Regions from separate parts of the Homo sapiens genome. Here regions 1, 2 and 4 are each linked to region 3. The links are chromatin loops, found by intact Hi-C in ENCODE. Cell type or tissue: heart left ventricle. All regions are shown on one strand. Each heading gives the region's core, and the rest is flanking DNA. Links, peaks and the distances in the headings are about the cores only. Region 1 overlaps SRL (sarcalumenin). Region 2 holds the start of LOC105371062 (a long non-coding RNA gene). Region 3 overlaps ADCY9 (adenylate cyclase 9). Region 4 holds the start of GLIS2-AS1 (GLIS2 antisense RNA 1).

Evidence for each region. Hi-C counts contacts between places; a loop is a spot of excess contacts. Peaks named below come from ENCODE experiments on the same cell type or tissue, not always from the same donor. Only the 100,000 strongest peaks of a DNase experiment are listed, where the experiment ranks them.
Region 1: a loop joins it to region 3, with 2.6 times the contacts of the local background. A loop is called at or near these places in 28 of 110 quality-filtered maps.
Region 2: a loop joins it to region 3, with 2.7 times the contacts of the local background. A loop is called at or near these places in 34 of 110 quality-filtered maps.
Region 4: it touches region 3 in a loop (7-fold over the local background); 26 of 110 quality-filtered maps call a loop at or near these places.

What each region holds. Positions count from the first base shown.
Region 1 is chr16:4,189,196-4,196,692 of GRCh38, reverse strand. SRL (sarcalumenin) reads left to right here. Exons shown (of 6, transcript NM_001098814.2): 5 at 907-1,140; 6 at 3,729-7,319. The coding sequence ends at 4,540. Among named protein-coding and RNA genes, the nearest start is that of SRL, 49 kb to the left of the region's middle. In heart left ventricle, for the core only: no CTCF peak of the experiment used is centred there; no DNase peak of the experiment used is centred there; H3K27ac peaks cover 198 bases.
Region 2 is chr16:4,180,767-4,188,263 of GRCh38, reverse strand. LOC105371062 (a long non-coding RNA gene) reads left to right here and starts at 4,306. Exons shown (of 2, transcript NR_188654.1): 1 at 4,306-4,871. RefSeq lists silencers at 4,009-4,078, 4,089-4,738 and an enhancer at 4,142-4,436. In heart left ventricle, for the core only: CTCF peaks have their summits at 4,327 and 4,530; DNase peaks (open chromatin) are centred at 3,783 and 4,263; H3K4me3 peaks cover 1,783 bases; H3K27ac peaks cover 1,417 bases.
Region 3 is chr16:3,978,606-3,986,102 of GRCh38, reverse strand. It overlaps ADCY9 (adenylate cyclase 9), which reads left to right. Exons shown (of 11, transcript NM_001116.4): 7 at 2,663-2,871; 8 at 6,828-6,987. Among named protein-coding and RNA genes, the nearest start is that of TRIDDENT, 32 kb to the right of the region's middle. RefSeq lists enhancers at 3,132-3,654, 3,655-4,178. In heart left ventricle, for the core only: CTCF peaks have their summits at 2,721 and 2,920 (motif pointing left); DNase peaks (open chromatin) are centred at 1,612 and 2,922.
Region 4 is chr16:4,326,613-4,334,109 of GRCh38, reverse strand. GLIS2 (GLIS family zinc finger 2) reads right to left here. Exons shown (of 7, transcript NM_032575.3): 2 at 1,658-1,895; 3 at 591-763. The coding sequence starts at 1,829. It overlaps GLIS2-AS1 (GLIS2 antisense RNA 1), which reads left to right and starts at 5,770. Exons shown (of 4, transcript NR_110901.1): 1 at 5,770-5,850. RefSeq lists an enhancer at 4,542-5,542. In heart left ventricle, for the core only: CTCF peaks have their summits at 3,632 (motif pointing right) and 5,759; DNase peaks (open chromatin) are centred at 3,639 and 5,759; H3K4me3 peaks cover 1,019 bases; H3K27ac peaks cover 2,033 bases.

The sequences.
Region 1 (7,497 bases), core at 1,385-6,384, 210 kb before region 3:
CCTGGCCAAGATGGTGAAACCTTGTCTCTACTAAAAATACAAAAATTAGCTGGGCATGGTGCTGGGCACCTGTAATCCCAGCTACTTGGGAGGCTGAGGCAGGAGAATCGCTTGAACCCGGGGGCGGAGGTTGCAGTGAGCTGAGATCATGCCACTGCACTCCAGCCTGGGCGATAGAGTGAGACTCTGCTCCAAAAAGGAAAAAAAAAAAAAAAAAAAAAGAAGGCAAAATCAGAGAGAGAGACGCCAGAGTGCTTGTAACCAGGGACTGGGGGAAGAGGAAATGGGGAATGACTGTTTAATGGATACAGAGTTTTCAGTTGGGAAGATAAAAACATTCTGGACCTGGATGGTGGCGATGGTTGCACAACAGGGTGAATGTGCTTAATGCCACTGAACTGCATGCTTTAAAATGATTAAAATGGTAAATTTAGGCCAGGAGCAATGGCCCACACCTGTAATCCCAGCACTTCGGGAGGCCAAGGTGGGCAGATCATTAAGGTCAGAAGTTCGAGACCAGCCTGGCCAACACGGTGAAACTCTGTCTCTACTAAAAATACAAAAATTAGCCAGGCATGGTGGCGAGTGCCTGTAATCTCAGCTACTCGGGAGGCTGAGGTGGGAGAATCGCTTGAACCTGGGAGATGGAGGCTGCAGTGAGCTGAGATTGCACCACTGCTTTCCAGCCTGGGTGACAGAGCAAGACTCCATCTCAAAAAGAAAAAAAAGGTAAATTTTATGTTATGTATGTTTTACCACAATTAAAAGAAAGCCCCAATAGCTTGGCAAACATATCCAATTCTGTTGCAAAAGTCTCCCTGTGACACCAGGCATATACACATGCTTCTCAGTAGATCTGTTTCACAGAGATCATGTATTCCTTCACCTCTCACCCCGTGTGCCCAGGCGCTGAACCCACCACCTCTGAGTTCACGGTCCTCATGCATGGGCCTAAGCTGAAAACCATCGAGGGCATCGTCATGGCTGCTGACAGCGCCCGTTCCTTCTCACCCCTTGAGAAGTTTGGCCAGAATTTCCTAGAGAAGCTGATTGGCATTGAGGTTCCCCACAAACTTCTGGAGAGGGTCACTTTTGTGGATACACCAGGCATCATCGAGAACCGCAAGCAGCAAGAAAGAGGTAATTTAGCCCTCATTTCTGAACAGTGTAAGCTCTGTTTCAAAAAATTATTTTTGGCCAGGCATGATGGCTCATGCCTGTGATCCCAACTCTTTGGGAGACCAAGACAGGAGGATCCCTTGAGGCCGGAGGTTCAAGACCAGCCTGAGCAACATAGTGAAACCTCATCTCTACAAAAAAATTTAAACAATAGCCAGGCATGTTCGCATGTGCCTATGGTCCTAGCTACCCAGGAGGCTGAGGTGGGAAGATTGCTTGAGCTGAGGAAGTTGAGGCTGCAATGAGCCGTAATCGTGCCACTCTACTCCAGCCTGGGCAAGAGTGAGACCCTAACTTATATAAATAAATGAATAAATAAGGCTGGGCACAGTGGCTCACACCTGTAATCCCAGCACTCTGGGAGGCCAAGGCAGGTGGATCACTTAAGCCCAGGTGTTCTAGACCAGCTTGGACAACATGGCAAAACCCCGCCTCTACAAAAAATATAAAAATTAGGTTGGCATGGTGGCACATGACTGTAGTCCCAGCTACTCGGGAGGCTGAGTTGGGAGGATTGCTTGAGCCCAGGAGGTCAAGGCTGCAGTGAGCTGTGGTCATGCTACTGCACTCCAGCCTTAGTGACACAGCAAGACTCTGTCTCAGAAAAAAAAAAAGGAAGAAAAGAAAACTACTTTTGACAGTGGGTGGTAGGCAGGCAGGGAGAGGAAGTGTGCCCAGTGTTGCCTAAGACCAGGAGAGGCATTCTTAACTTCCACCCTTCTTGTCGTTACTGCGATGCCATCTGGGTTTTGGAGTGCCTGGTGCTCCTACCTCCCCAAGGACTGATTTGGTTTGGAGACGGCAATATTTTCCAAAGTGGGGGCCTAGTCCTCTCTGCAAGCAGCTCTGAGAGGTTCAAGCTGGGGCTCAGTTGTCTTTGGGAGGCCCTGTGTGTCCTGTGTAGCCAAGGGCCTGGACTAATTGGATCCCAGTACCAGTATGTTTGACTTCTGGCTAAATTGGGTTTGGTGCTCCTGGGCCTGCTGTAGGTTGAACCTGACCTTCAACTCCTCCTATTCCCGGTTTCTGCTTTTCCAGGGTTGCTTCCCCATAAGCCTTTAGCAGGCTTCTTCAAAGCCCTACTTGCCCTCAGGTAGCAGGGGAATGCTAATGTCTGACTTCACTTACATGAGAGTAGGCAAAATGAGAAAGACAGAAACCAGAGTGGTTTTAACCAGGGGCTGGGGGGAAGGGGAGATGGGCAGTTACTGTTAATGGGTACAGAATTTTCAATTTGGGAAGATGAATAAGTTCCAGAGAGGGATGGCCATGATGGTTGTGCAACAGTGTGAATGTATTTAATGAACAAGGCTGACAACCAGGCCACAAGACTAGAAGCCAGATCCACCAGGCATGTGGCTATGGAGTAGGCCACTGAGTCCTGCCATGAGGCAAGGCTGTCTGCAGTGAGTCCTGAACAGGGCAGTGCAGGAATGTGTGAGCAGACGGTGGATCTCAGTTTATGGTTACAACTCCAATTGTGGTTATAAATAGATCTTGTAGTAATGATATTAGCAGTAATATTAGAAGCAATTAATAATATTAGTAGTAATATTAGTAATAATATTATAGTATATTTAATTATATTATTATGGTATAATGACATTAGTAGTATTATTAGTAATGTTAATAATGTTAATAATTATAATAGTAAATTGTACCCCTACTACACGTTGGATAATTTTATACATTATTGTAAAAAAAAAAAGATTTCAATGTTTTTAAGACAGGTAGTCCTCATCTCCTCAGTTTTCTTATTTGCAAAGAAAACTAGGAAATAAGAAGCTAATGGAATTAAAATGTATTCTGCACCAGCTGTATGACTGGAATTTTAGGTGCTGTCCTATATTTACAGCAACATGGTAATCTTTATATCAGTTCAGATGTTGATATTGTTCTTCTTGTCATTTTGGAGCTAAAAAGGTAGAGCTTAGAGGCATTTAATATACAGCTCGCCAGGGGCAAAGCTCAAATTCTAGTCCAGGTCTCAATGCTAAGCCCACATTCCTTCCCCGTAAATAATGCATTCATTCTTTCATGTTCTTCTAATTCCTCATTTCTCTCCCTCAGCATCTTTGCCATTGCCCCAGATCCTTTTAGACAATAGGACAATCTCCATTTTGAACAGGTATTTAGCTTTCTTGGAAACTTGGATTTCACAGTAGATTAAAACAATGATCAGGTGGGGCATGGTGGCTCACGCCTATTACCCCAGCACTTTGGGAGGCTGAGGTGGGAGGATTCTTAAACCCGGGAGGTTGAGGCTGCAGTGAGCTATAATCATGCCACTGCACTCCAGCCTGGGTGACAGAGTGAGACCCTGTCTCAAAAAACAAACCAACAAGAAAAACAAGGATCAGGCTGTTCTTGGTTGAAGATTGGCAAGGGACAGGAGATATGCAATTGATTTTTTAATAGTCTGTAGAAACCCAGAAAATCCGTAGCGCTGTTCCTTCTTTCAACCCCCAGAATGGTTTAGTTCTGAAAGGAGGTGCGCGGGCTTTGAGGGAGGCCTACTCAGTTTGACTTCTCACTTCTGTCTCCCAAAGGCTACCCCTTCAACGACGTGTGCCAGTGGTTCATCGACAGAGCTGACCTCATCTTTGTCGTCTTTGACCCAACAAAGCTGGATGTGGGTCTAGAGCTGGAGATGCTCTTCCGCCAGTTGAAGGGGCGTGAATCCCAGATAAGGATCATCCTGAACAAGGCTGACAATCTGGCCACCCAAATGCTCATGCGGGTTTACGGGGCCCTCTTCTGGAGCTTGGCCCCTCTCATCAATGTCACAGAGCCCCCAAGGGTTTACGTCAGCTCCTTCTGGCCACAAGAGTATAAGCCGGACACCCATCAGGAACTGTTCCTCCAAGAAGAGATCTCCCTCCTAGAAGACCTGAATCAGGTGATCGAGAACAGACTGGAGAACAAGATTGCCTTCATCCGCCAGCACGCCATCCGGGTCCGCATCCACGCCCTCCTGGTTGACCGCTACCTGCAGACTTACAAGGACAAAATGACCTTCTTCAGTGATGGAGAACTGGTCTTTAAGGACATTGTGGAAGATCCCGATAAATTCTACATCTTCAAGACCATCCTGGCAAAGACCAATGTCAGCAAATTTGACCTTCCCAACCGCGAGGCCTATAAGGACTTCTTCGGCATCAATCCCATTTCCAGTTTCAAACTGCTCTCCCAGCAGTGCTCCTACATGGGAGGTTGCTTTCTGGAGAAGATTGAGCGGGCCATCACTCAGGAGCTTCCGGGCCTCCTGGGTAGCCTCGGGCTCGGGAAGAATCCAGGTGCTCTCAACTGTGACAAAACAGGGTGTAGCGAAACACCAAAAAATCGCTACAGGAAGCACTAGGTGGTGGAGCGGTCCTTGGGTTCCTGTTGGTGAATCAGCTTGTGTCCTAACTGTCTGAGAGGTCCTGGTTTATTAACCCTTTGAGCCACACTGGCAGGAATTATTACACAGTGGAGAGTTGGGAGTTCATTGAGGCCAGGGGTCGGGGCAGGTGTGTGGGTCTAGGGAGGAGAGTGGAAACTGTGAATTCCTGTGTGCTTGTCTTGTTGCTTCAATGAGGAGGCCTGATTGAGGCAAGTCAGCCTCCACCTGCTTTTCCTGGGTCCTGTCTTGGAAGGACAGAGAGCAGCTAAATTCTAGTGTATCTTAAATCAGTGAGGGTCAAATAAGCTAAAAGCAGCTGAAATTCCTTTGTTCCCTGTGAGCTGGGAAAACAGCGAAGGCCTGAGTCGTAGAGATTGTCAGGTCCATTTTGGCTTCTTTCCACACCCACAGTCTCGCGTTTGTTCCCCAGCCCTCGGCTGCCTCTTAACTTTGGGTTGACTTTCAACAGTGAATAGTCTCTTGGGTCTGAATATACCTGGGTTTGTTTTTGTGTTTTTGAGACGGAGTCTCGCTCTGTCGGCCAGGTTGGAGTGCAGTGGTGCAATCTCAGCTCACTGCAACCTCCCCCTCCTGGGTTCAAGCGATTCTCCTGCCTCAGCCTCCTGAGTAGCTGAGATTATAGGCCTACCACCATGCCCAGCCAATTTTTGTATTTTTAGTAGAAACGGGACTTCACCATGTTGCCCAGGCTGGCCTCGAACTCCTGACCTCAAGTGATCCACCCGCCTCGGCCTCCCAAAGTGCTGGGATTACAGGCATGAGCTGCCGCACCCGGCCTCCACCTGGGTTTTGAGCCAATCCCCCGGACTTGCTCCTGGTTTCCTCAAGGGGTGGGGCAGTGGTTTAGGACACTCGACAACTAAGAACAGGAGTTCCCAGGAAGGACAAGGATCTGCCTCCCCCACTGCCACTTCTCTGATGTGTTCCTCAAAGCTGGCTCGAGGGCTCGATCCCTTCATCGGACCCAGGAGGGGACTGGTTGGTGTATCCAGGTAATTTACTCTTGGAAGTGACTGTAGTGAAGGTCGTGGAAGGGCTCAGAGGGTTAATTGGTTTGCAGTGCGTCTTTGTCTATTGCATGTCTTGGAAAACTCAGATCCCAAAGGCGCTGGGTTTCAGAGAGGACAGTGGAGACCTTGCTCCTTTTCCTTAGGCCGCCAGTCTCTCAAATTTCAGAGGAGGCTGTTTCCACAACTCCCCTGTGGAAACACTTGGCAGCGGAGTTGCTCCTTTGCAGTTTCCACACCATGGCTTTTCCTTTCCTTTCTTCTCCATTCCCTGATGCATCAACACTTACTTGGAGCAATTTCCTAGGAGTCAGAACCAGCACCAGCCACTCGGTGTCGGTGGCCACCAAGGCTTAACATTGACCTTCCCGCCTGACCTTGATGCAGATGTCCACTGAACACACCGCAGGAAAGCCAGGGCCTTCAATACCAATAAGTGTGAATATGTGTGTATGTTGTCCAAGAGAGATTAGGGAGATCACATAGACTCTAGGGAGTAGAGAACTTGTAACAGTCTTGCAAGGCTAGCATGCACGGCTCCACAGCAGGTGGTGGGGAGCAGAGGGGCAGGACCTGCAGGGAAGAAGCAGCCTTTGGATGGTGAAATGTGCATGGTGCACAGTCTGTGCATGCCCAGGAGACCCAGCCCGGGCTGCCTCGAGGGGCTCCTTTGTACACAGCCAGCCGCTTCTCTTGGGAACAAGCTGTCCTGGGGGCCTTACCCACGAGGCAGGAGTCAGGATGCACCAGCTCAGCACCAGGAAGTCATCCTGGACCCAGGACAGTGGAAAGGCAGGCAGAGGGAGAGGCACTCTGAGGTCAGGCAGGGTAAGCCAGTTGGCAGTCAGGTTAGGTCTATGAGGAGAACCTCGAGTTAGGAATTCCCGGTTCTCAGAATTGTTATCACTCTGGTGCATGCTGTCACAGGGGCCGTTGCGTTTGGCTTTGTGGAGGGCCTGGACCCTTCCACAAGAACACCCGAGGTTCCAGGGCACTCAGGACAATGTTTCCAAGGAACGAGTCGACCAGGAAAGAACAGTGAGTTCTGCAAGGGGCATCCACGGAGCCTGTGATAGGGGCTGATGAGATGGAATCTGTCCTGGACTTTTCTTCTCATTAACCACCCTCCGCAAACCCCAGAACCCCTCGCCTCATCTCTGTACTGTCTGCCCTCTTGGGGGATGGGCCCTCCCACTTTCCCCTGCCTGCTCCTCCATGCTGTGAGCTGCTTTGGCAGATCTGTTTTTCTGTGTAGTCAGGGGAAAAACAAAAAAAGATGCACAACTGTGTGGGCATTGTCATAGCTGTTGGTGTCACCACTGCTTTGGGGGAAATGGCTGGGATGAGGCTAATACATTCATGCAATATTTATATTTTCAGGGGGCTGCGTTATCAGCATGCTCTCCCTGCCTTGGGCTTTTCTTTCCGTCATGTTTTCCTTTTCGTGTTCCTTCTCTGATTTCTCTTGTCTCTGCTGCTCACAGGCCTGCCCATCAGTCAGTACAGATACTCAGTGTCTGGTTTCTGGCCAGCTCCGTGGAGGGGGCTTTAAGCAGAATTCTGACTCTTTGGGGTGGGGGATTAGGAACTGGGGGAAACTTAATGATCCAGAGATTCCCCCAAGAGGAGTGTCTGGAAGGATCTGTGCCTGGACAGTGGCAGAACCTTTCCAGTGTTCTTTTGGTTCTGATTTCATCAGTCTCAATAAAGTTCCGATCTCTCTTTAACACCGCGTGCTTTCTCATGGTCTCCAGCTAGGTTACTCTCTTCATCCTCCTTTTATCTGGTAGAGTTAACTCATGTGTAAGTTCCTTGGGGAGAGACTGGAAATTAAGAAATTGCCCACCCTTGTGTTAGCTGGATGCCCCAGGACCTTTTTTGGGACTGAGGCTGAGTTGCTCTCTC
Region 2 (7,497 bases), core at 1,662-6,661, 200 kb before region 3:
TTGGCCAGGCTGATCTTGTACTCCTCACCTCAAGTGATCCGCCTGCCTCGGCCTCCCAAAGTGCTGGGATTACAGGCTTGAGCCACCACATCTACCCATTTTTTTTTTTTGAGACGGAGTCTCGCTCTGGCACCCAGGCTGGAGTGTAGTAGCGCGATCATAGTTCATTGCAGCCTTAACCTCCTGGGCTCAAGCAATCCTCCTGCTTCAGCCTTCTGAGTAGCTGGGACTACAAGCACATGCCACCATGTCTGACTAATTGAAAAAAACATTTTTTTTTTTTTGTAGGGATGAGGTTTCATTATGTTGCCCAGGCTGGTCTCAAACTCCTGGCCTTATTCCATCCTCCTGCCTCAGCCTCCCAAAGTGTTGGGATTAGAGATGTGAGCCATCTTGCAGGTAGACAGCGGGTTTTGAAAGGGAAAAAACTGGGCCCTGGGGAGAAAGGGAGAGTCTGCAGTCCTTGGTCTTTGAGCAACTGAGCAACATGACCCAACTAAGGCCACTCCTGTTCACCCACCCAACCCTGCGTCCCTCTTCCACCCTTTCCCGGGAGAAATCCAGAGCTCTTGCCTGGAAGAAGGAGGACTGTTTTAAAGATAAATGTTAAGTAATATGCCAGAATCTGCCTCAAAATTGTACTGTTTCACAAGCCTCACCATCTTCACATTGTCTGCCATTAAGATGATAGAGAAACAGAAACAGAAAACGGAGAAAGCACAATCCGGGACCAGGATAAACATAGATAAAGTGAGGGGCATGAATGGAGTATTTTTAAGGGTAAGTGGATGTATCATCTGAATCCATGGGGGTTACACATGGTTATATGCAAAAGGTGTGTGCAAATACATATGTAAAGTCCATGAGTGTGGGGAAACAGGTGGCCAGGTACTTAGCACAGTGCCTGACACACAGGAGCTCATCACCCGTGTGCCATCAGAGTGAATAAGTGGGTTTGGGGGAGTAAAGAAGGTGTCTGTGCGGTTTTTTGAGACAGGGTCTCACTCTGTCACCCAGGCTGCACCCAGGCTGGGTGACGTGATGCAACCACAGCTCACTGCAGCCTTGAATTACTGGCCTCTAACGATCCTCCTTCCTCAGCTCAGCTTCCCAAGTAGCTGGAACTATAGGTGCACATCACCACACCCAGCTAATTAAAAAAGGTTTTTTTTTTGGCTGGGTGCGGTGGCTCATGCCTGCAATCCTAGCACTTTGGGAGGCCGAGGTGGGCAGATCACTTGAGATCATGAGTTCAAGACCAGCCTGGTCAACATGGTGAAACCCAGTCTCTACTAAAAATACAGAAATTAGCCAGGCATTGCGGAGGGTGCCTGTCATCCCAGCTACTTGGGAGGCCGAGGTAGGAGAATTGCTTGAACCCAGGAGGCAGAGGTTGCAGTGAGCTGAGATGGCACCACTACACTCCAGGCTGAGTGTTTTTTTTTTTAGAGAGATGGGATCTTGTCATCTTGCCCCGGCTAGTCTCAAACCCCTGGGCTCAAGTGATCCTCTCACCTCAGATCATTTTTCTTTAGAAGAAAGTAAAGGCAATAAAAAAGCATTAGAAAAACAAACTGGCTGGGCTAGGTGGCTCACACCTGTAATCCTAACACTTTAGGAAGCCAAGGTGGGAAGGTCATTTGAGGACAGGAGTTCAAGACTGGCCTGGGAAACATAGTGAGACCTCCTCTCTACAACAACAACAACAAAATTAGCTGGGTGTGGTGGCATGTGCCTGTAGTCCCAGCTACTCAGGTGGCTGAGGTTGGAGGATCGCTTGAGCCCAGGAGGTAGAGGCTGCAGTGAGCCATGATCCCACCACTGCACTCCAGCCTGGGAAACAGAGCAAGAACCTGTCTCCGTTAAAAAACAAAACAAATAGAAACTGAGAGTAGTGTGATGTGACATGAGGTTGTCTGTAGAATGCTGACCAGCCTGGCCAACATGACGAAACCCCGTCTCTACCAAAAATACAAAAATTAGCTGGGCGTGGTGGTGCATGCCGGTGGTCCCAGCTACTTGTAGGCTGAAGCATGAGAATCGCTTAAGCCTGGGAGGTGGAGATTGCAGTGAGCTGAGATCGCGCCACTGCATTACAGCCTGGGCGACAGAGCGAAACTCTGTCTCAAAAAAAAATATATATATATTATATATCTCTATATATATCTATATATATTTTATATTTTTTATATATAAAATATATAAAAAATTTGCTGGGCGCAGTGGCTCACGCCTGTAATCCCAGCACTTTGGGAGGCCGAGGCGGGTGGATCATGAGGTCAGGAGATTGAGACCACCCTGGCTAACACGGTGAAACCCCGTCTCTACTAAATATATATAAAAAAAAAAATTAGCCGGGTGTGGTGGCGGGTGCCTGTAGTCCCAGCTGCTTGGGAGGCTGAGGCAGGAGAATGGCGTGAACCTGGGAGGCGGAGCTTGCAGTGAGCCGAGATGGCGCCACTGCACTCCAGCCTGGGTGACAGAGTGAGACTCCGTCTCAAAAAAAAAAAAAATTATATATATACATATATATACACACACACATATATATATATATAAAGTAATTTTCATTAGAAAATTTACTGAGGATTATTTCCTGAACAAAAAAATACTTTAAAAAAATCTTAACTCCATCTCCATTTCATATTTGATCTTTACCATGATCTTGTAAAGTAGATGGGGGCAGGGATATTTCTTATTCCTAAATCCAAATCTAATGTGGGGAAACTGCATCTACAGAGGTGCAGTTTTGCCTGAGTTCGGCCTGAGTTCACTCTGCTAATGCAAGACAAACCACACCAAAAGGCCAATTTCGTACCCATCCCAATATCCTTTCTACTCTATTCCATCACATTGATTTGCGGTAATCTAGAGCTGACAGCATATTGTGCACTGTATATTTTTCAGACCCACTAAAAGATGAGATTTTGTATTGTGAAGAGTGCAAAAAGATGTTATATTTCCATTTTTTCCAAACTTCTTAATTTTTTCCCACCACGATTCCAAAAAAATTTAGATATTCTGCATATTAAGGCATAGTCTCTCCCCTGGGGGATGTAGCCATCTAGTAAGGGATACAGCGCACAATTGCAAATCAGGATACAGGGGTCTGGCAAAGGACTGTCTTTCTCATTTGCAAATGTAATTATTTGCAAAGCCTGATCAATGCATATAAGTTGATAAATTATGTAATGGATTACTTCTGTTGAGAAGAATCAATTGACACAACCTCAGGGCTCTTCAGAGAATACTGAGACACACTGTGGGGCTATGGAGTTTGGTTGGGGAAGGAGTGGAGTTTTAGCTACACTTTGAGGGATGGGCAGGTTTGGTGGGTCACAGATTAGGGGGGTGGAGCACGGGAAGATCGAGGGCGCCCAGACGCAGACAAGGGAAGACCGCTGTGTGTGGCGGGGATAAGGGAATGGAAGAGCAGCCAAGGTGAGAGGAGGTGAATTAGGGAATACTGGGCCTTCAGGGGAAGCCCAGGGAGTCTAGGCCTGAGGCCACTGCAGGTTTCTGAGAAGGGAAGACCAGCGGGCAGCGGTGCTAGGGCGATATGGGGAGGCCGGAGCGTGGCATGCAGGAGCCAAGGGCCTGCCCCTGGGTCTGCTGCGTTGGGGGGAGCGTGGGGTCTCTGTCCTCCCCCGATGCTGCCCCACTCCAATCCGATGCCAGCGCCCCACAAGGCGGCCGCGAGCAGAAGCCCATCCACCCCATCGGCCTGGCCGCCCGGGGGACCCCGCCCGCCCTGGGCGGGCGCCAATGTGTCCCTTTTCTGGATCCTTTGGGAATCAATTAAGATCGCGGTGACAGGGCCCCCAGGTCGTAGGAGCACCCGGGCCACCACTCCCCGCGCGGCGTGGACGGGCTTCCAGCATCCGTGCGGGGACAGGGCTGGAGGCTTCGGTGATCGCGGCCGGGTACGACCACTCTTCCTTCGTCTGAGGGAAAAGGTCGCGGCTGGGGAGGGCCTCAGATTTCCCCGGCACGCCTCCTCTCCTTAGTGGGGAAACTGAGGCCCGGGGCAGGGCAGTTCTGGACCAGGGTCGTGACCGTGGGGAAAGTGGGCACCTGGCTGAATCTGACCCCGTCCTTCGCGCCCGAATCCTCACACGCTGTCCCCGAGGGGGCCACTACCCGACCCTGCGGACAGGGACCGATCTCGCGGCCGCTCAGCTGTGACAGTGCCGGCCGGCTCGCCCCGCGCATGCGCACTGCCTTCCCTTCGGGCTCGGCCCCGCCCCCTCCGGGCTGCGCGCCTCGGACCGAGTCCGGGACTGGGGTCAGCGCAGGCGCAGACGCAGACGCTTAGCGGCGGCGCTTCCAGAACGCTGCGCTCGGGAGAGCCTCGGGGCCGGAGTCGCGTGGGCGCTGGGGGCGGGGCGGGCGCCCACTGCCTGAGCCGGATGGCAGAGCCGTCTCTCCGCCAGCTCCCAGCGCTGGCTCGCGTCCCTGGGTTCCGAGCCCAGCGACGCGCAAGCTCCGTGGCCGCCAGCGCCGGCCCTGCCCCCTCGCTGCTGACCTCCGCCGCTTCACGCCGCGGACTCAGCTCCCGGGCTTTGCGGTCGCTGCCGGTGGGATGGGGAGGGCCGCGAACCTCTGTCCTCTCAGGCATTCACCGCGTGGCTGGGAGGGCGCCAGGAGGCCGAGGCCGGGGCTGCCATGCGCTCCCGGTGCCTCACCCCGCAGGTCGGTCCGCCTCGTGGGCTGTGGGGCAGACGACCGGGAAGCCCCGAGATCTCCAGATCCTCGATCGGGACCGAAAAGGCCCTGAACTTGTGCAGTGACTTGCCATTGAGTCCGGGAGGTTCTGGAGACCTGGGTGACGGAAGAACGCCCAAGGCCGACTGCTGCCCTCAGTTATCGGGGTGAGGTTTCCACCTGAGGCCGGCGCCCAGGGCAAACAGGAAATGCGAGTTTTAGGAGATTCTCCTACCGGAATGTCACCTCCCTTCCCCGCCAGAAACGAACCGCCCTCTCCGCCAGTAATTGAAAACCGAAGGGCAGCCCTTAGCGAATGAAAACTCCAGAAACCAGGAGGGTCAGGGAGGGTCATCATCTGAATAGAATGACTCTTGTGGCTCTTGGGGTTTCCTGAATCAGTCATTTTAGGAACTGAAAAGGCCTTACGAGGATCAAGTGGTCATTAGCTTCTCTTTCTTCCCTCCCTCCCTCCCTCCCTTCCTTCCTCCTTCCTTCCTTCCTTCCTTCCTTCCTTCCTTCCTTCCTTCCTACCTTCTTCCTCTCTTTTCTACTCTTTTTTCTTTTTGAGACTGCAACCTCGAACTCCCTGGGCTTGGGTGATCCTCCCGCCTCAGCCTCCCGAGTACTTGGAATTACAGGCGCGCGCCACCATGCCCGGCTAATTTAGGTTTTTACTTTTTTATCTTTTTTGAGACGGAGCCTCGCTCTGTCGCCCGGGCTGGAGTGCAGTAGCCTGATCTCAGCTCACTGCAATCTCAAAACTCCCAGGCTCGAGCGATCCTCCTGCCGCAGCCTTCCCAGTAGCTGGGACTACAGGTGTGCATCATTACACCTGGCTAATTTTTTATTTGAAAGAATTTTTGCTAACGCCGTGCGCGGTGGCTCAAGCCTGTAATCTCAGCGCTTTGAGACGCTGAGGCGGGCGGATCACAAAGTCAGGAGTTCCAGACCAGCCTGGGCAATATGGTGAAACCCTCTACTAAAAATACAAAAATTAGCCGGCGTGGTGGCGGGCGCCTGTAGTCCCAGCTACTCGGGAGGCTGAGGCAGGAGGATTGCTTGAAGCTGGGAGGCAGAGGTTGCAGTGAGCCGAGATCAAGCCACTGCACTCCAGCCTGCCTGACAAGGCCAGACTCTGTCTTAAACACAAAAACGAACAAAAAAAAGTTTACCGGGCGCTGTGGCTTACGCCTGTAATCCCAGTACTTAGGGAGGCGAAGGCAGGTGGATCACTTGAGATTGGGAGTTCGAGACCAGTCTGACCAACATGGTAAAACCCGTCTACTAAAAATACAAAATTAGCCGGGTGTGGAGGCACAGGCCTGTGATTCCAGCTACTCAGGAGGCTGAGGCAGGAGGATCGCTTGAACCCAGGAGGTGGAGGTTGCAGTGAGCCCAGATCGTGCTACTACACTCCAGCTTGGGCAACAAGAGTGAAACTCCGTCTCAAAAATAAAATAAAATAAATTGGGCTTCTCGCTCTGTCGCCAGGCTGGTCTCAAACGTCTTATCTCAAGCGATTCTCCCGCTGCAGCCTCTGTGCTGGGATTACAGGTAGGAGCAACCGCACCCTGCCTGGCCTCTCTTTGAAACCTGCCCAGTGACAGGGATCTCAATGCAGGGCATTGCATGTCTTCTGACAGGATGCTGGTTTAGGTCACTCCCTCTGCCCTGCAAGCCAGCTGTGTCCCCAGCATTTCCCAGGGCAGAGATAGATCACTCCCTGTGAGAGTGTTTTGGTGTCAGTGTGGAACGGCTTCCCTGTTTGGCCCCCTGGGTATACTGGAACCTGGGAAGGGACCTCTCCAGCTAACCCAGGGCTGGGCAGGGAGTTACTGAAAGGAAAAAGGAATTTATTTTTAATTTCCTGGGTTTTCTTGGCTGTTGCTTTGGAGTGGAGATCATTTAGACATCTGGTACCCTGATGGCCTGAGAAGAGAAGGAAAGTCCTTGGAAAGGAGTTAGGTGACTTCTGGGTAAGAATGAGCTGATACAATGGTGGAGAGTGGGGAGAGCTGCTTAGTGGCCAACCTGGCCATCATTGCCGTATTCACTAGGGAGCTTTTATTCTCATCTGTGTCCTCCTCCTGTAACTTAACACCTAGAAGTGGCAGGGAATTGGATCATGAAAGAGCCATATAGTCCAGCCTACTCATTTGTGTGTGTGTATGTGTGTCTATATATATGTCTATATATATATAGGTCTATATATATAGGTCTATATATATATAGGTCTATATTGGTCTATATATATAGGTCTATATTGGTCTATATATAGGTATATATATGTCTATATGCATATAGGTCTATATATATGTCTATATATATAGGTCTATATATGTCTATATATATAGGTCTTATATATGTCTATATATAGGTCTTATATATGTCTATATATAGGTCTTATATATGTCTATATATAGTCTGTATGTCTATATATAGGTCTATATATATAGTCTGTGTCTATATGTATAGGTCTATATATATAGTCTATGTATAGGCCTATATATATGTCTATATATATAGTCTATATATATAGGTCTATATATATGTCTATATATAGTCTATATAGGTCTATATATATGTCTATATATGTCTATATATATCTATATATGTCTATATATCTTTATATACACTATATATGTGTCTATATATCTATATAGATACTATATATGTCTATTATATATCTATATATATAGATATATATATTTTTTTTTAGAGACAGGGTCTCACGATGTTGTCCAGACTTAAACTCCTGGCCTCAAGCAATACCCCTGTCTCCGCCTCCCA
Region 3 (7,497 bases), core at 982-5,981:
AGCCTGTGCTCTGATGATGGTGGGACGGCCGCACCCGGAGGCCCTGGGATGTGGGTAGTGAGCAGGGCGGAGCCTGGCCCACGGTGCCCTGGCAGCCAGTGGCACTGTCCCTGGGTTTCGCCCATGGGGAGAGAGGGCGAAAGAGTGTCATGATGTGGGGGAGCGTCGTTCTCAGTGGGACTGGGACAGGTGGCACTCCCGGGATGCACAGGGGTGGGGCAGATGGGCCTGGGAGCCTCTGGCATCAGGGCCAGGGGTGGCCCAGAGGGGGAGGCTGTGGCAGGGACAGGTGTCTCTGGCAAGTAGCAGGGCAGGCAGGAGAGACTGCAAGGGAGGTGGAGGGAGGAGCGGGGCCTCTGGCAGCGTCCATGGATGGGGCAGTTCTACAGAGGAGATGGCAGCCCCAATCAGGAAAGGCCCTGTACCCGAGCCCTTGGCTTGGAAGGTGGGAGGTGTGGGCTCTCAGAAGGACGGCAGCCCACGTGGAAACCTTCCGGCCTCACATGTGGGCAAGGCAGTGATGTCTCAGGGACATCACATGCATGCACCCGGCCCTGACTCGAACCCCTGACGGGCACTAGATGGAGCCCCACAGAAAGGGGACGTGCGTGGGCCTCTGCCAAGGTGAGTGGGCATGGGCAGTGTCGCCCCTGAAATTCCTACACCTGGCCGGGTACAGTGGCTCAGGCCTGTAATCCCAGCACTTTGGGAGGCCGAGGCAGGCAGATCACGAGGTCGAGATAGAGACCATCCTAGCCAACTTGGTGAAATCCCATCTCTACTAATCATACAAAAATTAGCTGGGCGTGGTGGCGGGTGCCTGTCCTCCCAGCTACTCCAGAGGCTGAGGCAGGAGAATTGCTTGAACCTGGGAGGCGGAGGTTGCAGTGAGCCAAGATCGCGCCACTGCACTCCAGCCTGGCGACAGCCAGATCCCATCTCAAAAAAAAAAAAAAAAAAAAGGAAAAGAAAAGAAAAATGAAAAAAAAGAAATTCCCACACCTTCTGAGGGGATTCCAGGGCTGGGACCTGACTTGCCCTTTTGGGCACTACAGAGCCTCCAGCTTCCTTGGAGAGAATTTGGAACCAAACCCTAACCCCCAGGTTGCCCTGGCAGGGTCCAGCCTGGCATCAGGGCTGACTGGCAGCCTTGCTCCCACCGTCCAAGTGCCCCTCCTGCCCTCCCACCTAGTTCCTGGGAGTGGTCGAGGCACCCGGAGCTGGTTTGTCCCAAAGAACGCACACCGCACCCAGGGCTGCCAGGAGACCTTTCCGCTCCGTGCGTCTCCAGCTCCTGCCCTCAGCCCCGAGCCTGGCCGGGATGCTGAGTGGACACCCATGGCCTCTCAGGGGTTGCCAGAAGGTTGCAAGGCCAAATGGAAAGCAGCTGAACTGGCTACATCCCTTCCTCTCCCAACCACAGCCTCTGCCTTTGGATCCTACACCTTCCTCTAGGTTAGGGACACACTCAGGAGTCAACCGGTCCATGCCAAGTCCTGGCCTGGCTCCTTGTTCGCTGTGTGCCCTAGGGGTAGCCCCTGGCCTTGGCCTCCCAATCTGTACACCGAGATGGGTGGTAGTTCCTGCCTGTGGGGTGCCGTGAGCGTCAATGGAGATCGCACCTCCCCAGAGCCTTGCAGGGCCTGGGCCTGGTCACCTCTTGGACGTGTCAGCATCGTTATTTCTCCCCCTCAATTGCCGAACACTAGTGTGTGCCTCTCTAGTGTACTGGCCCCCAGCACAGAGCCAGGCCCCGTAGGTTCCCAGGCGATGATGTGCCACTTAAATCCCCGTCGGCCACTTCCGCCACGAAGCCCCGCTTTCGCACCTGCTGAACCTAGGACTCCGCCATGCAGCAGGACCGCCCTGCACATTGCTCTCGTCCAACTGCCTTACAGATGCAGGGACCTCACCTGCGCCAGTCAGTAACTCATCTTGCAGCTAAATATATAATGTGTCTATGAGAATGTGCTGGGTCATAATCAGTTGCTCTGTGACCCTGGCAGGGTTTTTTTTGTGTTTTTTTGTTTTCGGAAACGGTATAATTCTGCAGTGGTGTGATCATAGTTCACTGCGGCTTCAAACTCCTGGGCTCAAGCAATCCTCCCACCTCAGATCCCAAGTACCTGGGACTACAGGCACAAACCACTATGCCCAGCTAATTATTTTATTTTTTGGTAGACGGGGTCTCGCTATGTTGCCCAGGCTGGAGTGCAGTGGCATGATTATAGCTCACTGCGGCCTGAAACTCCTGGGCTCACACAATCCTCCTGCGTCATCCTCCTGAGTAGCTGGGACCACACTCACGCACTGCCATGCCTGGCTAATTTTAAAGTTTTTTGTAGAGATGGAGTCTCACTGTGTTACGCTGGCCGGGAACTCCTGGGCTCCAGCGACCCTCCTACGTCAGCCTCCCAAAGTGTCGGGATTACAGGCGTGAGCCACCGTGCCCAGCCCCCTGGGCAAGTTTAACTTCTCTGTGCCTTGGACTCCCCAGTGTTAAATGGGGTAGTAGAGGGAGACAGCCCTCCGAGAGCCTTCCTGCCCTGTGCCTGGCCCAGAGCAGCAGTGCTCCGCACGTGTTGCCTGTTTCTCCATCTGAACTGCGCTCCTGGCCGCCCATGGCCTCCCAGTCATTCTGCTCCACTCCTGCTCCACACAGGTCATAAAGAACTCCCCCGTGAAGACGTTTGCTAGTCCCACCTTCAGCTCCCTCCTGGATGTGTTTCTGTCGACCACAGTGTTTCTGACGCTGTCCACCACCTGCTTCCTGAAGTACGAGGCGGCCACCGTGCCTCCCCCGCCCGCCGCCCTGGCGGTCTTCAGTGCAGCCCTGCTGCTGGAGGTGCTGTCCCTCGCGGTGTCCATCAGGTAAGCGCCGCGTGGACTGGGTCTCCAGCTCTGAGCCGTTAGCTCCCTCTTCTGGCTCCATGGCTTATGGCTGAGCGGTTGGACTGGTCCCCAGCCAGCTGTCCCTGCTGGCTGATTTCTGGAGATGGGTCCCCGTGTCCTCCCCGAGCCCTGTGCCCCAGCATCCTCCCTCCCTGACGTTGGCCCAGATGCGGGGGGACCACCTCGCTGGAGGGGGCGGTGCCTCCACAGCCCCAACCGCTGCCAGCTTGTCCCCAGATTTCCAGGTTCAGAGACTGCAAAGGAGAAGGTGAGAAGATAGGAAACAATCTGGAGGAAGGAAAGGAAAAGACATGAGCGGGGGTAGTGGGCCTGGGACAGCAGGCGCCTCTTCAGAGTACCGGAGCCAAACAGCATCTCCACGCACTTGCCTCAGGCAGTGGTCTCTTGGATGTGACGCCAACAGAAGAAAGAATAGACAAGCCCAACTTCCTCAGAAGTTAAGCTGTTGCGCTACAAAGAACACCATCAAGAAAGAGAAAGAACCCACAGAACGGGAGGGAACACTTGCAGATCAGGCCTCGGACAAGGTCTAACATCTAGAATGGATAAAGAGCACACATAGCCTGATAATAAAAAGACAGCTCATTTTAAAGGGGACAGAGGCTCCGAATAGACCACAGGTGCGTCTTGGGAAAGCTGGGCCCTCGGGACCAGCCTGGCTCCCTGAGGGGGCTCGCAGCGGCTCTGTATTCCTGAGCAGGAAGGTGGCCCTGTGTGGTCCCCGTCCTGGGCACCACAAGCCCCTTGGGTGGTCCTGTCACCCTCAACAGGATGGCTGCCGGCCTAGCAGAGTCCCACTAGCAACGGTGCCCCGGAGCTGGGCTTCAAACAGACATGGGGAGGCAGCCCTGACCTTGAGCGTCTGCTGCCCTTATCCAACATCCCAGGGCAGAAATGAATGGCTTTGAGTCTGGCGTGAGGCGCCGGAATGCTGGCTTCTCCCATCTGGGGTGGGCAGGCTGGGATTCCTGCCCCCTCCTTCCCACCTGCACTGTACCCAGGACCCTTTCAGCTTCCTCCGAGGCCGCCATGGGCCATGCTGTCTGTGGCGTGTGCTCAGTGTTTCCCAGAACTCCCTGTGGGCTCATGCCCCATCACCCCCAGCGAGCAGCCCTCTTCCTGGCACAGCCTCCCCTCCTGCCTCAGTGCCCTCCTGTGCTTCTGGGGACCCCTCCCAAAGGAGCCGTCGCCTGCAAACCCTTTCAGGGTCCACTTCCCCAGAACCCAAACCAGACATCCTCAGGCCCCTGGTTGGTTTGTTTTTCCTCTTTAAAAAGATCAGCTTTAGGCTGGGCATGGTGGCTCATGCCTGTAATCCCAGCACTTTGGGAGGCCAAGGCAGGTGGATCACCTGAGGCTGGGAGTTCGAGACCAGCCTGGACAGCATGGTGAAACCTCATCTCTACTAAAAAATACCAAAAAAAAAAAAATAGCCATTCTTGGTTGTGGGCACGTGTAACCCCAGCTACTCGGGAGGCTGAGGCAGGAGAATCAACTTGAACCCAGGAGGTGGAGATTGCAGTGAGCTGAGATCGCACCATTGCACTCCATTCTGGGTGACGAGCAAAACTCCATCTCAAAAAAGAAAAAAAAGAAGATCTGCTTTATTGTGACATGATTTATATACAATAAACTCATTCAAGTGGACAACTCAGTGATTTTTAGCAAATTTGAAGAATTGTATGAATATCACCACTATGTAACTATCGGGCACCTCCATCACCCCAAAAAGAAACCCATCCTCATGGGCAGTCACTCCCCCAGGTCTGCCTTCCCTGGTCCACCCCCAGGTTTTCCTCTAATGTGGGTAGCTGTAGCGTCTTGAGGGCTCTGAGGCCAGCATTGTCTCCATTCCTTTTTACTTTCACCCTTTAGCTATTATTCCCTGCTCCTTCAGACCCAATTCTAAAGCATTGAGGGCAACCCCGGTGTAGACTGCCGAGGGCTGGGGTGAGGTGCGCTGGAACTGCCTGCACAGACATACTCCCCAAGGATCTGGTGAAGGTGGTGGCTGCTGCACCCCTGAACAGGCCTGTGGTGGGATTTGGTTCCATTTACCAGGAATCGTCAAGCCTGGGAGAGGCCCAGACCCTGAAAGGCTTCCCTGGCCCCTCTGAGGGCCGTGTTGAGGACCCCAGGTTGACGGGAACCTGCGCTGTGGGGTATACGGGCACCCCATCCCTTTCCTGTACAGGAGGAAAGCCAGGCGCCTCCTCAGTGACTGGCCCAGGCCCCGCCCGTTGCCTCCAGGAGGCTTCCTGCATCACCCTCTCTGCTCTGCCCCAGCAGGCGTGAGGTCTCATTTTCAGATCCCTGCAGTCTCAGGGACCAGCATGAAGGCCCCCTCCAACCTCACATCTTTCCCGCTGCTGACTGGGAACTTGGTTCCCTCTGTCCCCCCTCCTAGGGCCTCTGTATTCTGCATATTTGTGGTTATTCTTGGAAGTATTCCAAAGTCTTCATTATCCTTTAAATATCAGGAAGCCAGGGCTGTCCAGGACCCTAAAAGGGTGAGGCTGTGCCTGCGTCCATGTGGGGAATGGCTGGAGAGTGAGCGTTCCCTCGCCTGGCCACACCACGCAGCCAAGAGGGAGAGGCATGGTAGGTGTTCAGGCCCGAAGGCTGGGGGCGGGGGGCTCTGTGCCAGAGGCTTTTTTGCTGTTCAGTCACAACAGCGGCCCCCGCCCAGCCTCTCCTGAGGCAGGGACAGCAGGCCTATCCCCAGCTCCCTGGCAGCAAGCTTGAGAGAAGGACTGTCTCCCCACGAGGACCCCACACCTTCTCTTCACCTCCCCATGTGGCCCCACCATGGCCCAGGGGTCCTTGGACTCAGCCAAGACCTGTTCCTCCTCCTCACAGTGGTTCTTGGCCCGCACACTCAGCTGCTTCTTTATACAGAAACTTTTATTGTGTCAACATCACACTCCTGAAACGAAGCCCGCTAGACACACGCCTGCAAAAGGAGTCAGTGAATACAGTCGCTCTGCTTAGAAGGACAAAGTCTTTTAAAATGAAATACGTGGTGCTGGACCTCACGTACAACAGAGCCCCGCTGTCTGGAGAGTCCTGAAGCCGCCAGCTAGAGGTGAACATGCACGATGAACATGACAGCCCAGATGCAGACGGCACGCGTGTGCGGGTTTGGTGGTCTAAGCGCCACGAGCCAGGTTCAGCCTGTGGTGTGATTTTCTGAAACACTGATGATGATGCCCCAAACAGCAGAGACCACTGTCACTCAGTTTCCACAGGAGCTGCGCTCCAAGAAAATCCAGGGTGTGTCAGCACCACCACAGAGCACCCTGTTTGTAGCTGGGACACAGCCTCTGGGCTAAGATGCTGTCAGCAGCCTTCTGCCTTTGCAGGTGCCCAGGGGCTTGGCTGCTGTGTGGGGTGCAGGGCAGAACCTCCCTGGGTGGCACCTGCCCACATGCAGGACAGCTCTGTCCCTGGCGCCTGCCCACCAGATGCCAGGACCGCCTCTTCTGCTGCGACAACTGCACGGGCTCCACAGAATTCCAGGACGCCTCCAAAGCTGCCCCCGTCAAGACCTCCTGCCTCAGAAGCTGATGGGAGCCGGTGACGGCAACGTGGTGGCCCCCAGGAGACTCTCCTCAGGGCCTGTGATACTCTCACGTGTTCTGTTAGGCGAGCGAAGCATGTGCTTTTCACAAGCATATTTTATCACAACGCAACATGTGACCCTAGAATCAGGTACAATGAGCTAAGCCTGGCTTCCTTGCCTTCTACCAAAAGTGAGGGAGGTAGACTCCCACCCCACGCCTGCTCTCACGCCCATCCCAGGGGCAACACGGGAGAGAGCAGAGGGCGGCGCTGGCTGCGGCCTCGCACCTGTCTCCTGGCCGATGACCCACCCCGGGCCCCGTCGCTCCTGCTAACCCCCATGCCTCTCGCAGGATGGTGTTCTTCCTGGAGGACGTCATGGCCTGCACCAAGCGCCTGCTGGAGTGGATCGCCGGCTGGCTACCACGTCACTGCATCGGGGCCATCCTGGTGTCGCTTCCCGCACTGGCCGTCTACTCCCATGTCACCTCCGAATATGAGACCAACATACACGTAAGTAAAGGCTCAGCCGTTTTATTTCCACGCTCTCCTGGACTCCCTAATCTCTCTTTTCTTTAAATCACTTGGGATAGCAATTTAAAAATAAACCCTTTGGCCAGGCATGGTGGCTCACGCCTGTAATCCCAGCACTGTGGGAGGTGGAGGTGGGCAGATCACAAGGTCAAGAGATCGAGACCATCCTGGCCAACATGGTGAAACCCCGTCTCTACTAAAAATACAATTAGCTGGTCATGGTGGCAGGCGCCTTTAATCCCAGCTACTTGGGAGGCTGAGGCAGGAGAATCGCTTGAACCTGGGAGGCAGAGGTTGCAGTGAGCTGAGGTTGCACCACCACACTGCAGCCTGGGTGATGGAGCGAGACTGCGTCACAAAATAAAATAAAATAAATAAAATAAAATAAACCCTTGAAGAGGCACGAACTCTTTTACTCTCCTGAGCCAGCTTTTTTAGAAGCCGACTTAGCATTGGCCTGCCCAGATGCTCACGCCCGGGCAGTGGCCG
Region 4 (7,497 bases), core at 997-5,996, 350 kb before region 3:
AAAGTAGCCAGGTGTGATGGTGTGTACCTGTAGTCCCAGCTTGGGAGGCTGAGGCAGGAGAATCGCTTGAACCCGGGAGGCGGAGGTTGCAGTGAGCTGAGATCCGGGCCACTGGCCTCCAGCCTGGGCAATGAAGCAAGACTCTGTCTCAAAAAAATAAATAGAGATGGGGTCTTGCTATGTTGCCCAGGCTAGTTTTGAACTCCTGGGCTCAAGCGATCTTCCCACTTTAGCCTCCTAAAGTGCTGGGGTTACAGGTGTGAGCCACCGTGCCCGGCCATGACTGGTGTCTTTATAAGAGAAACCAGAGAGAGATTCGGACACAGAGGGACAAAGACCGTGTGAAGACAGGGCAGAGCCTGGAGTGAAGCAGCTACCAGGCTAGAGTGCCAGGCATTTCCAGAAGCTGCCAGAAGGCAGGAGAGAGGCAGGGAAGGTTCTCCCCTAGAGCCTTCCAGGTAGACTCCAGCCTCCAGAATTATGAGGGGTAACACATCTGTTTTTTAAACCACTCAGTGTTGGGGTACTTTGTCATGGCAACCCCAGGAAACCAGTCCACCCCTCTCTCCGGAACTCTCACCCCTCCTTACCGAGGCACTGGGCACTGGAGGCAGGTCCCCGTTGCCCTGGCGCTCGGGGGACAGCGAGCTGCTGCCATTGGGGGAGTCCAGCCCAGATGGTGGTGACAGGCTGAGGTCCACGAGAGGGGCTGCTGAAAAGCGTCCCTCCACCTTCTCGGGGAACTTGGAGTTCAGCAGGAAGCCTGAGGGAGAGGCACAGTTCAGGGTGTGCTGGAGTGTAGAGTCCCAGTGGGCCAGGTACTCCTGCCTCCGAACCCCCACTGTGACCTTGGGAGCAGACACCAGCCATGCCCCCAGACCACACGAATGTGAGGAGCAGCCTGTGGAGCTGACAGGTGTGTGACACCACCCACCACCTCTGAGCTTTACCAGCCGCCAGAGCTTGGCCCCCGTGAGCCGGGGAGGGGGGAAGTGCCCGCTTTGCAGACGGGAATGGTCTGGCACGCAGGGTTAATAACAGAACAGGACTCGAACCCAGGGCCCCTGGGTCCCTGTCAGACGGGCAGGTAGGAACCTTTCTAGCTTTTCCCAGGCCCCTTCCTGCCTCAGTGTTCCCTTCTGTAAAGTGGCAGGTTCGGGCTGGGCTGCTCCCATAGCCTTCCCCTTCAGACAAGCGGTGAATCTGGTTTTCGGGTGACTCTGCTCTTGGAGGCAGGGCAGAAGTGGTGCCCACCACCCTGGGCCCAAGCACCGGGAATCCCTGAGAGGCACCTCCTGGGCTCAGACCCAGCCTCTACTGCCCAGGTTGGCCAGCGGCACCACCCCACAGCCTAGGGTGCAGGTCCTGGGACTACTGCCGCTCCTTCTGAATGCCTGGTTGCCCGACCAGCTCTGTTCCAGATCTGCCTAGAGGCCTCAGTTTGCATCGTGTGCCAGCCACGTGAGCTGGGCACTGCAGCTCCCACCTCCCTGCAGACATACGATGCTGGGCGGATGGAAGGACAAGCGTGCGGGCTTCCCATGAACCGGAAGCCGAGAGGGGCTGCAGCTACATGCTGGTGGACACACTTGGCCATTCTCCCTGTCACCATGACTGGATCAGGGCTAAGTCCCCCTGCCCTGCCCAGGGCCAGTACCTGAGGGCGGGGAGCCTGGAGAGCCAGGTGTGGGGCTGTCATCCACCAGGCCCAGCTCCCTGTGCAGAGCACGGGGCCGGACCACACCCAGCGTCCTCTCCCGCTTCTCTCTTGCCGCCCGGAGCTTGGTGATACTCAGCTTCAGGTCGAGCGGCTCGTCCAGGGAGTGCATGGTGAGGGGGCCGGAGTTGGAGGTGGCAGCAGGCAGTGGGCTCCCAGCTGGTCTTCACGCAGGAACCTGGGGAAGGACAGGAGCTGTGCTGTGGCACTGAGACCCCAGGCTTCTCCTCGGGCTGTACTCATGACAGTCTAACAGGAGCAGGAGCAGGGGGCAGTGTGAGGTTGTCTCCTGGGTAGGGAGACCCTCCGAGCGACCTGGCCGGCAGCTATCATGGGGGGAGAGCCAACAGCCTCCTCAGAGATTCCGCATCTGCTTCCCATGAGTCTCTTGGGGAAGACAAAGCTCACATTCTTCATTTTGCCATGAAACTGAATTTTATTTGCTGACAGAGTCTCGCTCTGTCACTCAGGCTGGAGTGCAAGTGGCACAATCATAGCTCACTGCAGCCTCGACCTCCTAGGCTCAAGCGATCCTCCCACCTCAGCCTCCCTGGTAGCTGGGACTACAGGCAGGCACCGCTCCTGGCTAATTAAAAAAAAAAATTTTCTTTTTTGTAGAGATCGGGTCTCTCCATGTTGCCCAAACTGATCTCGAACTCCTGGCCTCAAGCGATCCTCCTGCCTTGGCCTCCCAAAACGCTGGGACTACATGCCTGAGCCACCACGCTTGGCGAAACTGCGTCTTTTACAGGCATCGCCTCAGATCGCAGAGCTCAGAAGTGGAAAAACTATCAGATTTGCCAAGACCAGCTCGGTCGGGAGACTAATCCGGCGGCGCTAGAGGAATTAAAGACACATACGCAGAAATATAGCGGTGTGGGGTGGGAAATCAGGGGTCTCACAGCCTTCAGAGCTGAGAGCCTTGAACAGAGATTTACCCACGTATTTATTGACAGCAAGCCAGTCATTAGCATAGTTTCTATAGATTATAGACTAACTGAAAGTATTCCTTATGGGAAATAAAGGGATGGGTCTGGCTAGTTATCTGCAGCAGGAGCGTGTCCTTAAGGCACAGATCACTCATGCCATTGTTTGTGGTTCAAGAACGCCTGTGGCCGGGCGCAGTAACTCACACCTGTAATCCCAGCACTTTGGGAGGCCAAGGCGGGGAGATCACGAGGTCAGGAGATAGAGACCATCCTGGCTAACACGCTGAAACCCCAACTCTATTAAATAACAAAAAAAAAAATTAGCCAGGTGTGGTGGCGGGCGCCTGTAGTCCCAGCTACTCGGGAGGCTGAGGCAGGAGAATGGTGTGAACCCGGGACGCAGAGCTTGCAGTGAGCCGAGATCGCACCACTGCACTCCAGCCTGGGCGACAGAGCAAGACTCCGTCTCAAAAACAAACAAACAAACAAAAAGCCAAACGCTTTTAAGCAGTTTTTCCGCCCTGGGTGGGCCAGGTGTTCCTTGCCCTCATTCTGGTAAACCTACAACCTTCCAGCGTGGGCGTCATGGCCATCATGAACATGTCACAGCGCTGCAGAGATTTTATTTATGGCCAGTTTTGGGGCTAGTTTACAGCCAGATTTTGGGGGGCCTGTTCCCAACAAGATTCAAGGCCTGAAGCCAGATCTCCCGGGAACTGGCTAGCCGTGTCCTAACAGCCTTTTCTGACAGAGCAGGAGCCATGCTCCGGACTCCCGCCCTGTTTGACCCCAAAGATCTAGAACCAGGCCAGGGGGCAAGGAGCATCCTCTGAAATGGCCGGCAGGTAGCCACGCTCACCACCAAGGAACTCGCACCAGGCAAACCGAGAAAGTGGGCACAGCCAGGGGCCCCACCGCCCTCCCTGCAGAGGCCTAGAGGAGAGGCATCGCAAGCCAGGGAGCCCCAGGGCGCTGGGTCGCCACCAGGGGGCAGCTGGGGATTGTGGCCTGGCCTGGCCAGCTGGGGCAGGGTTGGTGGAGTTGACCAGCTGTATCTGGCGGTTAATATATAAATATGTAGAAATTATTTTTTACTGGAGATGGTATTCTTTTAGTATCACTTCCCATGCTGTAATTTTCATCATTTTTCTTAGAATTTCTCACTGGTTTAATTTTCATTTTCTTTTTGGAAATGGAGTCTCTCAGTCACCCAGGCTGGAGTGCAGTGGTGTGATCTGGGCTCACTGCAACCTCTGCCTCCCGAGTTCAAGCGATTGTCCTGCCTCAGCCTCCCAAGTAGCTGGGATTACAGGTGTACACCATCACACCCAGCTAATTTTTCTATTTTTAGTAGCGACAGCGTTTCACCATGTTGGCCAGGCTGGTCTCAAACTCCTGACCTCAGGTGATCTGCCCACCTCGGCCTCCCAAAGTGCTGTGATTACAGGTGTGAGCCACCTCGCCCCACCTGGTGTAATTTTCCTCACATGCAAATGATCTAACAGTATCCACCGACCCAAGAACAAGGTCAACACTTCATTCTAAACCCAAACTTCACATTCAGAGCAGCAATCTTTTCCTACGCGGTTAAACACGACATTTCCTTGCGTTTGTTCATTGGGATTATTACAACTTGAAAATCTAACTGCCGCACAATCACGCTGTGAGATCCCGTCTTTCGCGGTATTGGGGTCTTTACTCAATACCAAAGGGCGGCCATGGTGGACATAACTACTACATGGTGAAATACTTTGGATATGCCCCCGTGTGTTTCCCTGGGGGCTAGCATAGCCTGTGAGTGGGGAGAGATGCTGTCCACAGGGCAGGACAGGAAGGCAGCTCCCACGTCCTCCCCTTCTGCCCTGACTCTCCAAGCAAGTAGGGCATAAAATGGTCCCCCCTTCACTGGAGATCCTCTGCTTCTAGGGACACATCCCCAGACCCCACCCCAACATGGCTGACACGGGGGTCTCAGCACAGGGGGGCTGCCCACCTCTCCCAAGGCTGCATCATCAGAGCCAGGGCAGCTGCACTAGGCCGTGGGACCTAGGTCTGCGATTCGCCCCTGTTGGAGCTGTCAGATTGTTTGAATTTGCCTCCCAGGCCATGCATGGGCCAGGGGCTCCCAGAGATGCGGTGGGGTAGGGACCACACCCCCGCTAGCAGGTGGGTGGGTGACAGTGATGGATGGACCAGGGTCCCCTCCACTGTTTCTCTGGCTGGACAGGGAGTTGCCCTCTGCCTGAACCCCTGCCAGTTCCATCTGTCTATCTGTGTGTCTATCGTCCTGCTACCTGTTTATTTTTAGACACAGGCGCAATCCAGCCTCCCCGAAGCTCCTCTGTGCTGGAAGCCTGGACGGGGAGGAAGGAAGTAAATATTTATGCTGATGAAGAATTCAGGAGCCAGGAAGGGCTGGTGGCCTGGTCCCTTGGCTGGCCTGGGGCCACAGGCCTCCCCACAGCCTCTGTCCTCACCCCCACCCCCACCCTTCCGGAGAAGGGGACCACAAGGGCAGGATGGTTTGGGAACTGGGAATTCCAGCTGACGGGGACACTCACTGGCAGCGCTGCCCAAGCAACATCCTTTGGCACCTGCCCCACTGCCTTCCCAGGACAGATGGGGACTCGGGGAGCCAGGGGCCCTGAGTCACCTTGTTCTTAGGGCCTGCAGGGGACACTTCCCCAGGAGGAGCCTGTCTCCCCAGGTGGGGCCAGCCACACGGCCCAAAGCCAGAGGGAGGACTCCAATGCACCCCCTTCATCAGCAGGTCCAGTCCCCAGGGGCACCCCCACACACTTCCTGCCACTGGGTCCTGCCAGGGAGGCAGGGGTTCATTCCAATGCAGGCCAGAGCCCGGCACACGGCCTGCGTCCCTGCCCCCGGGAAAGGAAGGAGCTGCCCCCAGCCCTACACCTCCCAGCATCCCTGTTCCAGGCCCTCCCCACCCAGAGTTTTTCCTCCAATGGAGGCCCCACCCCAGAGGGGAGACGGTCAGTGACCCTGCTTCAGTTCTGACCTTGGCCAGGCTTAAAGCCTCCCCTTCCACCCCCGCCCCGACCGGCAGCAGCCAGTTCTGGGCTCTGCTCTGTGCTTTTGTTCCCGGCTGGGTGAAGGGGGCAGGCGAGAGCTAGGTTCCTGCTCTCCTGAAAGCCTCGGAGGCCCAGAGCGGGGAGCAGCGGGCCTGCAACCAGGGAACCCTGAGTGAGTGCCCATGAGCGGGTGGCCGTGGCTCTCCCCAGCGTAAGGCCGACAGCCTGGCTCTGGACAAGCTCAGCCAGAGGCCTGGGTGCTAATTACTGCGGGGTCCCGAGGGCAGGAGCCGGCTCTCGGTCAGGTGGGGGCACCCCGTGGATGCTCCCCGGGCGCAGCGCAAGGCCCGCCGGCCCCACGCCCCTCTGCGCCTCCTGGTGGAGCCTTCCGTTCCTCAGTTTCCCCCCGGTGGGACAGCGCAGCGTGGAGGGTGCACAGAGCCCAGGGCCGCGTCTCTCGAGCACTCAGCCTGGGATGCGCCCAGGGCAGCGCCCCCACACGCAAGGGCCCAGGGGTTGGGGCGAGGGCTGGGGTTGTCGGTGGGGGGTGGGGGTGGCCGCGGAACCGGCCGCTGCGCGGCTCCTCCAGCTGCAAAAGGAACTAATTAGAGCGGGGCGAGCGGGAGGAAGCGGCTGCGGCGAGGGAGGAAGCGCGCGGGGGCGGCCGCGGGGACCACCGGGACGGCGGGGGCTTCGGGGGACCGGGCCCTGCCCTTCCCACCCACCGCAGGGCGGGGGTCACCCGGAGGGTGGGCTGGGCGGGCCCCCCGCCACCCTGGCCGAGACAATGGCTGCTATTGTGTGCCCGACCGCAGCCCGAGCAGACGGCCCCCAGCTGCAGCGCTGGCGGAGCCACCCGGCCCCCCGCCCGCAGTCCCCGGCCAGGCCAGGTAGCCAAGGATCCCGCCCTGGCAGGCGGGGCCGGCCACTGTCCCCACCCTCCCTACTGGAAGGCACGGGGCGACCCAGCACACTCAGGGAAACTAAGGCCCGGAAAAGACAGTCTCTTCCAGGGCCCCTTGGCCTGGGGTGGGTCATACACCAGAGGGGGTAAAGGACCATTAGGTACTGACCACGTGTCAGGCCCATCTGTCCATGGATTCAATGACCCCTCTACAACCCTGCCTGGCAGTAGCTGCTGTCATTTTCCCGATCTCACAGATGGGGAAACTGAGGCTTGAGATCACTAGGCTAATAGGGAGCTGGTTGGAGTCCTGCTCTGAATAAAGCTCCTTCTAGGCCAGGCGCGGTGGCTGACGCCTGTAAGCCCAGCACATTGGGAGGCCGAGGCAGGAGAATCCCTTGAGTGCAGGAGTTCTACACCAGCCTGGGCAACATGGAAAAATCCCGTTTGAAGTAAAAAAATCAGCCGGTGGCCGGGCACGGTGGCTCATGCCTGTAATCCCAGCACTTTGGGAGGCCGAGGGCGGACCACCTGAGGTCAGGAGTTCCAGACCAGCCTGGCCAACATGGCGAAACGCTCTCTCTACTAAAAATACGAAAATTAGCCGGGCGTGGTGGCAGGTGTCTGTAATTCCAGCTACCCGGGAGGCTGAGGCAGGAGAATCGCTTGAACCAGGGAGGCAGAAGTTGCAGTGAGCTGAGATCGCGCCACTGCACTCCAGCCTGGGCGACGGAGTGAGACTCCATCTCGGAAAAAAAAAAAAAAAAAAAAATAGCTGGGCGTGGAAGCAGGGACCTGTGGTCCCAGCTACTCGGGAGGCTGAGGTGGGAGGATCGCCTGAGCCTGGGGAGTTTGAGGCTGCAGTAAGCCGAGATCACACCACTGCACTCCGGCCTGTCTCAAAAAACAACAAAA